Linked DNA regions of Homo sapiens: region 2 is linked to region 1. Evidence: read pairs that join two places in POLR2A ChIA-PET (ENCODE). Cell type or tissue: A673. All regions are shown on one strand. Links, peaks and the distances in the headings refer to the core of each region. The heading gives the core; the rest is flanking DNA. Region 1 overlaps DNAJC10 (DnaJ heat shock protein family (Hsp40) member C10). Region 2 overlaps NCKAP1 (NCK associated protein 1).

Region 1 (5,389 bases), core at 336-5,335:
CAAAACAGATATATAGACCAATGGAACAGAACAGAGCCCTCAGAAATAACACCACACATCTACAACCATCTGATCTTTGACAAACCTGACAAAAACAAGCAATGGGGATACCCTATTTAATAAATGGTGCTGAGAAAACTGGCTAGCCATATGTAGAAAGGTGAAACTGGATCCCTTCCTTACACCTTATACAAAAATTAATTCAAGATGGATTAAAGACCTAAACGTAAGATCTAAAACCATAAAAACCCTAGAAGAAAACCTAGGCAATACCATTCAGGACATAGGCATGGGCAAGGACTTCATGACGAAAACACCAAAAGCAATGGCAACAAAAGCCAAAATAGACAAATGGGATCTAATTAAACTAAAGAGCTTCTGCACAGCAAAAGAAACTATCATCAGAGTGAAAGGCAACCTACAGAATGGGAGAAAATGTTGGCAATCTACCCATCTGACAAAGGGCTAATATCCAGAATCTACAAAGAACTCAAACAAATTTACAATAAAAAAAAACCCATCAAAAAGTGGGCAAAGGATATGAACAGACACTTCTCAAAAGAAGACATCTATGCAGCCAACAGATGCATGAAAAAATGCTCATCATCACTGGTCATCAAAGAAATGCAAATCAAAACCACAATGAGATACCATCTCACACCAGTTAGAATGGCGATCATTAAAAAGTCAGGAAACAACAGATGCTGGAGAGGATGTGGAGAAACAGGAACACTTTTACACTGTTGGTGGGAGTGTTAATTAGTTCAACCATTGTGTAAGACAGTGTGGCGATTCCTCAAGGATCTAGAATTAGAATTACCATTTTACCCAGCAATCCCACTACTGGGTATAGACCCAGAGGATTATAAATCATGCTACTATAAAGACACATGCACACATATGTTTACTGCAGCACTATTCACAATAGCAAAGACCTGGAACCACCGCAAAAGTACATCAATGATAGACTGGATTAAGAAAATGTGGCACATATACACCATGGAATACTATGCAGCCATAAAAAAGGATGCGTTCATGTCCTTTGCAGGGACATGAATGTAGCTGGAAACCATCATTCTCAGCAAACTATCACAAGGACAGAAAACCAAACATCTCATGTTCTCACTCACAGGTGGGAATTGAACAATGAGATCACTTGGACACAGTGGGGGGAACATCACATACTGGGGCCTGTTGGGGAGTTCAGGGCTGGGGGAGGGATAGCATTAGGAGAAATACCTAATGTAAATGATGAGTTGATGGGTGCAGCAAACCAACACGACACATGTATACCTATGTATCAAACCTGCACATTGTGCGCATGTACACTAGAACTTAGAGTATAATTAAAACAAACAAACAAAAAGATGTTCCCAGAGGACCGAACTCATTCCACTCTAATACAATCATTAGCACTGCCCAACCATGACCAACAACAGTAATGGAAAGCAACATGTATCTCCTAGTTTTCATCTGCGCACAGCAGGAAGGTGGCTGAAAAGCAGGGGAAGGAACAGGTCAGCATATCCTGACCTGCTTATTTGGATCTGGGGCCACCTGTTGTCTTAATCTTGGTGTGAACTCTAATCCCCAACTATGTGCTAGAATTTTGTTTTGTGTGTAACTGCCCACCTGGTTTGTGTTTCTCCTTACTCCAACCATTATTCTGCTTTGGCCTTCCTGTCTGGCCTCAATGGCTGAATGCTACCCTTGTCTTTCAATTTGGACAGGGATGTTTGGTTCCTAACTTTGTCCCCTGGACTCCTCTGGACACATGGCAACATCTTTTCAAACAGCTCTGTCTATGGTATGGTTAACTCTTGTAACTGCTCATTAAATTGATACTTCTCTGATATTATCTGAAGAAGATCCCTATTTATGTCACCCATCTCTCAGCTATTCTGAAAACTGAGAAATAGAGCTGTTGATTCAAAGAAATGAAGACTCAGGCTCTGATATAAGCTGCCTCTCACCTCCATCAAGTTCTGCTTGCTCTAGATTGTTCTTAAGACAGATTCTTGACAAATCAAAAACCTTCACTGAAAAATCTAGATGTGTGGCAATTCTAGATTTCTGAAATTCATCATCCAATTTCTTAATTTAGCCCTATTCATCACAAAATGTAACCACCAATAAATAACATCAGATCTTAACCTAATTCTCCTTCAAAATGTGGGGGGCACACGGCAACATATTCATACGTATGTACATGGCATTTGAGGTTGGGGCATGGAAAAATACCGAGGCACTGTGTGTATGTTATTTGTGCATGAGAATGTAACTCCTTGACCCTAAAAACAGGATACGGAGTGTAGTGTGTAGTATGATAAGGAATGCTGAAAACAGCCTCCTGAAACGCAGTTTGAGCATTTTTACAAGGCCACAGGTGTCTCATGACCAGACCTCAAAAAAGCCATCTAGTGGATATCTGTGGTTTAACAAGCTCTTTCAATAAATACTTGGTGGACGGATGATGCTGGGGTGGACTCTCTTAGAAGAGCTGCCCCCCACCCCCTCACCGGCCCTGCTCAGCTGTAATTGTCTGAGAACTCATTCTTGGCATTCACTGCAAGCTATAAGCTCTGCAAGTGGTGCCCTCGACGTGATCACCTTGAAGTTATGTGTGAAGGAGGAGAGCTCATCAATTTTCGAGGAATCCCAGTAAGGGACAGTCCTGACTCCCATCAGGAGGATGGGACCCATGCATAAAATACCAGGGGTTGGGTTATCATGGGTCAGGAAATGACCAAAGAACAGAAAGTATTTTTTAAAACAGTGCAACAGCTACTTAAGGCTATCCAGTGCACTGTAGATCCTGGAGCTCTACACAAGCTTATGCTTTTAATTTGGCAGAAATGCCCTTGGTTTCCTGATCACGGAACCTTAGATTTAGGGTTATGGAAGCAGGTAGGTCACTGCCTGAAAAGAGGAAATGAGCAAGGTCATTTTATTAACGCTACTATTTTGGCCACCTGGGCACCGGTACGCTCTGCGTGGTATCCTCTTTACCCACCAGATCGCCCATTATCTCCACCTGAAAGGAATTTGGAAGATTTAAAGGGAGAGATTCCACTCTACGCTTCATTCCCTTCTATGGGGAATAAGGAAGAGATTTTTTCTAGTGAGGAAAAACAGGAACCAGAACAGCACGGGGGTGCTCCTCTCTCTACTTGATTCCCTTCTGTAGGGCATAAGGAGTATATTTTTTCTAGTGAGGATAAGGACAGACTGGAGCCTTTTCCTCCCCCTACAGAAAAGCCATTGCCTTTCTTTCCTCCAACCTTAAAGGGACCTGCATCTGTTGGCCCCGTTCAGGCAACAGCACCTCCCATCCCCCTTAAGTAGATTAGAGGCCGCCCAAGTGACAGTTCTTAGATTATACCCCCGGTCAGCGAACATTTGTATGATTAGGTGGCTGCGTCTCCTCAACAAACTTCCCTGCTGGAGGGGTGCCTACAGGAGGGAAGGAAAGTGGCTGATTATGACAGTCTTCCTAATATGCAAGTTCTCATTTCCTATTTCCAGCATCAGCCTTTCTGGCCGTGTCTTTTTTCTGCTTCCCTGGAGTATAAGGAAAAGTTAGTTGCATCTTAGCAACTCTCCTGCCCCAGGCCTCTGTGGGTAGCAAGAAAGCCAGAGCTATCTGAGATAAAACCTAGAAGGCAGCATGCAACCAACTTTTCCTCACCAAGACATAAATATAGTTAGTGATTCTGCTTACATGGTGTATAGTATTACTCATTTAAATCTTGCACATGTGAAGGGCATTACTAATGAACCCCTACTAGCTTTGTTTCTTCCAGCACAAGAGCTCCTCGGTCCCATCATCACCCTCTTTACATCATACATATTCGCTCTCATTCTAAGCTACCTGGTCCCTTATCAGAAAAGAATGCTCAAGGTGATGCTCTAGTATGACCATAGATGTGGTCTGCAGATTCTCCTGCTTTTTTGCGAGTCCAGCTGATCATGATTTTTTTCATCAGAACGCCTGGATTCTTAAACAACAGTTTCATTTGACACTTGCTCAAGCTCGCATGATTATTAAAACTTGTCCTGATTGCCAACAGCATTCTCTTTCCCCTTTTTCCTTAAGGCTTGGTGCCAACCTACAAGGTCTGGTGCCTAATGCTATTTGGCAAACTGATGTTACTCAGTATCCACCCTTTAAACGTTTTAAATTTCTCCACGTTACCGTGTACACTTACACAGGCCTAATACATGCTACCCCCAGACCAGAAAAAAAACTAAAGATGCAATTGGTCATTTATTTGAATCCATTATAACTTTAAACCTTCCACAAACTATAAAACCTGATAATAGACCTTGCTAGCTTAGTGCTCGATTTGCATATGCATTGCAACTTTAGCACATACAACACAAAACTAGTATTCCTTATACCTCAACTAGTCAAGCCATTGTTAAACAAGCTTATCAAACTCTTAATATATATCTTAAACAAAAAACGGGGAATATGGGGCTCTCTTTTCGAGAACAGGACCTGTTGTTAGAGAATCGACCACAACAATGAAGGTGATGACTTGGAAGGCACCTAACACTACCTGGGGACAGCTAAAGAAATTGAATCAACAGGCATCTATTTGGCTTGCAGCTGTGGAAGCCCTCGCAACCGCATGGAATCGGTTTCTTAAGTATCTGGTGGTAACTGGGGAAACTTCTGAGAAAGTAAGACAAACATGGATGTTGGGGTGGCTGGCAATTCTTGTCCTTTGCCAAGTGGGATCAGCTCAAGAACATGTTTATTGGAGTCATGTTTTAAATCCCCGTTTTTAATGTTATTACATGGTGGGATGCTGACCTGCCTTTGTCATCCAATGATACTTTTGGGACAGGAGGTTGATAGATGCCCCTGTCTTACCCCTTAACTGAAAATTTGGGATGGATTAAACTTAATTACTACTTGATTTTATTGTCTAGTAATCCCCCTTTTTTTCCCCATAATAGCACATGATAAGTGTGTTACTCTCATTCTTCAGGAGTATCTTTATTACCAGCCCCAAAGGGATACTAAGTTTGCAAACTTGACCTTTATGTCTGCTGTTAGCACTAATCTTACTGAGGTCTCTAATGAAGCTACACAAGTGCCTGATCTTCCTATATGCTGTCTGAGTACGGACTGGCGATATAAGTGTGAGGCCATCCAGTGGTCGCCATGCAAACAGCCTGCGCTGCATCAAGAGCCTCTGTTTGATAATGACACCTTACTTGATTAGGGTCCCCATGGTAATCTTATGTCTGCAGATCAGACTATTGGATTTAGGAGTCCCTCCAATAGTTCTATCATCTGGTCAGAGTATGGGCTTTTAGGACCAATATTACAAGTAAAAGGGAAACAAGCTTTAAGCCATGCTCATACCCAGATTTGGAG
Region 2 (5,389 bases), core at 317-5,316, 240 kb before region 1:
TTTTCTCAGCTTCTCCCACAATGCCTGGTAATATAATAGGTTAAGATATTTGTTGTCTGAATAATATGTTATTACAGTAACTCTTCACTTATCTGTACTTTTCATGTCACTTGCCTCTTTGAATCATATCTCAGAGTTAGGAAGAAAGCAATTCCACTTCTGGGACTTATCCGAAGAGAAATGAAAATATGTCTACCCAAAGACATGTTCATAGCAGAATTTGTTATTCATGATAGCCCCGAATTGGAAACAATTCAAATGCCTATTAACTGACGAATGAATAAACAAAATGTAGTGTGTACATTTAACAGAATACTACTCACCAATTAAAAGGAACAAACTACGATAAACGCTATAACATGAATAAGTGAAGCTAGATGTAAAAAGCTGCATATTGTCTGATTCTCTTTTATAGGAAATGTCTAGAAAAGGCAAGCTTATTGATAAAGAGAGCAAATCAGTAGTTGCCTAGGGCTTGGGAGTAACAGCAGGATTAACTGTAAATGGGCACAAGGGTTTGGGGTGATGGAAATGTTCTAAAGCTGGATAGAGTGAATAGTTTCACAACTCTAATTTACTAAAATTATTTTTCACTTATGGGTAAATTTCATGGTAAGTAAACTGTACCTTAATAAAGCTGTAAAAAACCAAATGATTTTGAACAACTAGAAATGTATTCTAGAATAAATGAAGTTTATTCAGAGAAAAGCATTTTGGTTCTCCTATGACCAAACTTGTTGAGTCCGGTTAGGCAAAATTGTAACAAGTATATTTTCTAACACACTGTACGTTAAAAGGAACTCTCATCAGGAGCAAATGATAATTGATAGAGAAATAAAAACTCTTAAGTATAGCAGGCAAGGACCATTTAATGTCAGATTATCTTGTACAAGTCAGTAGCATCTGAGGCCATCTTGACATAAATAAATCTGTATAATTATCAATTACAATGATGACATCTAATCAGTAAGAAAAGCTTGATTTATGCCTGGTCTACTGGTTTTGAAAGTAAGTTAATCACATATTAGAAAGGTTTTAAAAAATTATTAAAATTGAATGTAAAGGAACTAACCTATTTATATTTCTATTTGTAATGGAAAATAGTGCCATTAAGTGAGGTAAATTGTGTTATCATTAATGCAATGTGATACCCTTTATACAAAAATGTTACACTTGACCAACCCCACTATACCACGGTATATAATTAGTGATTTTTGTAGTACTGATGATAAAATTAATTTCAAAGTTTGCTTTAATTTGACCATCTATAGCCAGAATCTTAAATTTCCAAAAGTTTTAGCTGAGGCACATTAATGTGCTCAGGTGGTGAAATAGAAATTATTTTAATCTATATTGCTGAACTTGATATTAATTGTGTCAGTTACCTATTGCTGCATAACAGGTCACCTCTAAATTTCATGGCTTAAAACGACAGCAGCTTGTTTCTTATGATTCTGTGGGTTGACTGGGTAGTTTCTCTGCTGGTCTCACTGGTTTTAGGTTACCGCAGTGCATTCCACTGGTGCATTCTGGGGGATGGGCCCAGCTGGAACAGCAGGGATGCTGAAGTGCCCTTTCTCTATGTGATACGATATCTCAGGCTTCCTCACATACAGCACGTCAGGGCAGTGTTCCAAAAGAGCAAAATCAGAAGTTACAAGACCTTGCCCTGGACTTAGAAGTGACTCGTTGTTTCTGCTGCTTTCTGTTGGTCAAAGCAAGTCACAAGGCCAGCCAAGATGGGAAGGGTGGGGAAAATAGACAACAGTGCTTAATGGAGGCAGTAGAGTTCTATTGCAAGGAGGCATGGACACAAATTTTAAGTTTTTTTCTTTGCCTTTCAGTTCTTTAATAGAAAACTCTTTGTGCATTCCAGAATTAATTTAAACAGAAGACTAGCAGTGTGAACTTAGAGAAACATAACCTTAATTATAAAGTGAAACAGTTGAATTAGATTTTTTAGAAGTTTAAGTCTGTGTAATTGATTATAATATAATTAAATACAAATGTTTTCTTTAGCTTGTCCCTACGCTACTTTTATGTCATTGTATAGCAACTTGAATGTTGAAGTGTATTGAAGAAGTGTTTCAAGTTTTGGAATCTCATAGACCCGGATTGGCATCTTACCCTTTTCTGGTCTGTTTCTGTATCTGGAAAATGAGGACTAAAATGTATTTTGATTGAGAAGATGAAAACCATCTGGAGATGGATGGTGCTGATGGTTGCACAGCAGTGCAAATGTGCTTAAAGTCACTGAACGGCACACTTTGAAAAGGTTAACATGGCAAATTTTATGCGTATTTTACCACAATAAAAAAAGTAATGTACCTTGAAAAAGTATTAAGAGGATTCAATTTAGTATACATCTTAAACACTCAGTAATTCAGTAATGCATATTTTACTAGGCTAGTGTTAGGATAACCAACCTTGCTTGCTTGCCTGCTTGCTTGCTTGCTTCCTTCCTTCCTTCCTTCCTTCCTTCCTTCCTTCCTTCCTTCCTTCCTTCCTTCCCTTCCCTCTTTCCTGTCTCCCCCTCCCCCTCCCTCTTTCCTCCTCCCCTCCCTTCCCCTCCCCTTGTTGCCCAGGCTGGAGTACAATGGCACAATCTTGGCTCACTGCAGCCTCCACCTCCCAGGTTCAAGTGATTCTCTTACCTCAGCCTCCAGAGTAGCTGGGACCACAGGTGGCTAACCTGCCATGCCGGCTAATTTTTGTATTTTTAGTAGAGATGGAGTTTCACCATGTTGTCCAGGCTGGTCTTGAACTCCTGACCTCAGGTGATCCGCCCACCTCGGCCTCCCAAAGTGCTGGGATTGCAGGCGTGATCCTCCGCACCTGGCCTGGATACATTTTCCTAAAATATATTTACTACAGTTTCCTCAGAAAAATGCATTTTTGAAATATTTACTGCCAGTATAATCACTTTGTATATGAAAAAAGAAATACACTACAAAAGATTTTAAGTAGGAGTCTAAGGTTCTTTTAAAACATGACTATTCTTTGTGTTAATTAGAATTTTTAGGTAATCTTAAGAGATTTGCTTATATTTGATATGCATATGTCAGTCTCTATGGTTGCCACTCATTTCTTTTATGCTTTCCTTTGCTGGAAGGACATAATGTGAAGTATTTTACCCAACTTTGGGGATTTTATTCAAGGGATTAAATCAATTTAGAAACTCATTTGAGACATGAATTTATACCTACTGTCAAATTCATTTATGGCTAGCAATGAAATTTTAAAATTGGTAGTATCTACTCTCCCTCACTGAAGAGAAGTGAGGTGAGGGAGTAAGCTGTGCTCAGAAATGTTGAAGAGCACCCCAGACATGAGAAAGAACAAATGCAAAGGCTCTGCGATGGGAACATACTTGGTGAATGCAAACACAGCAGGAAGACCAATATGATAACTATACTGAGTGAGGGTGGAGGAGCATGAAAGAAGATGAGGTCTTAGAGATAGACAAGGGCTTTGATTTAGACTTTATTCTGAGGCACTGGTAATTATTTTTTTATTCTAATTGTGAGGTGAAACTGTTGGAATTAAAAAATGATTTTTGTATTGAAATAATGTTAGAGTTATAAAAACTTTGCAAAAATAGTATAGAGAATTCACCTGTATTCTTCACGTGCTGTTAAACATCTTGCATAACATCAGTGGAATCAGTTTTTTTAGGGTAGTGTGTTGCTTTAAAATGTTCACTGTGGCTGGGCGTGGTGGCTCATGCCTGTTATCCCAGCACTTTGGGAGGCCGAGGCGGGCGGATCACCTGAGAGGTTGGGAGTTCGAGGCCAGCCTGACCAACATGGAGAAACCCCATCTCTACTAAAAATATAAAATTAACTGGGTGTGCTGGCGCATGCGTATAATCCCAGCTACTCGGGAGGCTGAGGCAGGAGAATTGCTTGAACCTGGTAACAGGAGGTTGCAGTGAGCCGAGATTGTGCCATTGCACTCCAGCCTGGGCAACAAGAGCCAAACTCCGTCTCAAAAAAAAAGAAAACAAAAACAAAAAACATTCACTGTGCTGCTGCTATGTGGAGAAGATTGAAGAGGCAAGAGGAGAAATACAGAGACCAGTTAGGGTGCTACCGTAGGAGTCCACATGAGAGTTGATGACTAGGGTGGTAGCTGGGACAGTTTAGGCAGAGATTTACCCAAATAGCATCTCAGTGCACTCTTACTTTGAGCAGCCTGGCCTAGAATATCATACTAAGAATTTGAACAAAGCATTCCTTGAAACCAAACTTCTGAATTTGGTTTTTTTTTAAGAGGAACAAATGCTAGCAAAACTTAGATTAAGAAAAATAATTTATGAATAAGCAGTTTCAATAACAATAGAAGGTAATAATTGAAATGAGTGAATAAAAACTACCCACGTTCCTTTGTATTCAGTGGTTTAGCTCGTAGGCACTGATTCCTTATGGTAATTTGCCATTGCTTTTTCTTTGGAAGAATGAAATACTTTAGGATTTAGAATACATAATAAATTTCAATTTTCTCGATACTTATATTTGTGTGGAAAATGCTTCTTAATTGAACAAAGATTAATTACCAGGATTTTTCAGTATGAAGATAGGTTCTTTGCCATAAGCATGCCTGATATTTATCCTGTTTATTTCCAGTTTTTACATATTTTACTTGAATATTTAGAATAATGACCCATAGCTAGAAAGTTTAAGGAAAGCATTATACAAATTCTTTGCTAAAATATTTGCATGTATCACATGAATATGCTTTTATAAGTATTAGCGTATTGAGGCCGGGTACAGTGGCTCATGCTTATAATCCCAGCACTTTGGGAGGCCGAGGCGGGAGGATCACCTAAGATTAGGAATTTGAGACCAGCCTGACCGACACGGTGAAACCCCGCCTCTACTAAAAATACAAAGAAATTAGCTGGATGTATGGTGCCTGCCTGTAGTCCCAGCTACTTGGGAGGGTGAGGCAGAAGAATTGCTTGAACTCGGAAGGCAGAGATTGCAGTGAGCCGACATCACACCACTACACTCCAGCCTGGGCAATAGAACAAGACTCCATCCCAAAAATAAATAAATAAAATATTAGTGTAGTGAATAGAATCAATTTTTTCTCACAGTAGTACTTTTCTAATGTTCTGTTGTATAACATCAAACAATGTGTTACCTATGTTCTTAGGCCATTTTCTGCTTTTTATTTCCTATAAAACAATGTGATTGAATTAAGAAAACTTGGTTCTAGATATTAATAATTTTTGGTAGTATCTACTCTCCCTCACTTTAGGAACTAAAATGTAGCATTTTTTGTAGTTGAAGCAAGAGAGTTGTAGACACTTTTGTTCTTCATTGTTGTAGTTGACCTCTTTCACCCAGGCTTTATGGAATTTATTTTCACTAAAATGGGGAACGTG

Evidence for each region. ChIA-PET counts read pairs that join two places held together with the same protein. Peaks named below come from ENCODE experiments on the same cell type or tissue, not always from the same donor. Only the 100,000 strongest peaks of a DNase experiment are listed, where the experiment ranks them.
Region 2: POLR2A ChIA-PET joins it to region 1 with 7 read pairs; 2 of 35 experiments call an interaction of 5 or more read pairs at or near these places.

Annotation. Positions count from the first base shown.
Region 1 is chr2:182,764,797-182,770,185 of GRCh38, reverse strand. The region is part of intron 22 of DNAJC10 (DnaJ heat shock protein family (Hsp40) member C10); the gene reads right to left. Among named protein-coding and RNA genes, the nearest start is that of DNAJC10, 51 kb to the right of the region's middle. In A673, for the core only: CTCF peaks have their summits at 2,223, 2,423 and 5,180; no DNase peak of the experiment used is centred there.
Region 2 is chr2:183,006,544-183,011,932 of GRCh38, reverse strand. All of the region lies in intron 2 of NCKAP1 (NCK associated protein 1), which reads left to right. Among named protein-coding and RNA genes, the nearest start is that of NCKAP1, 29 kb to the left of the region's middle. In A673, for the core only: no CTCF peak of the experiment used is centred there; DNase peaks (open chromatin) are centred at 1,562 and 2,292; H3K4me3 peaks cover 619 bases; H3K27ac peaks cover 3,683 bases.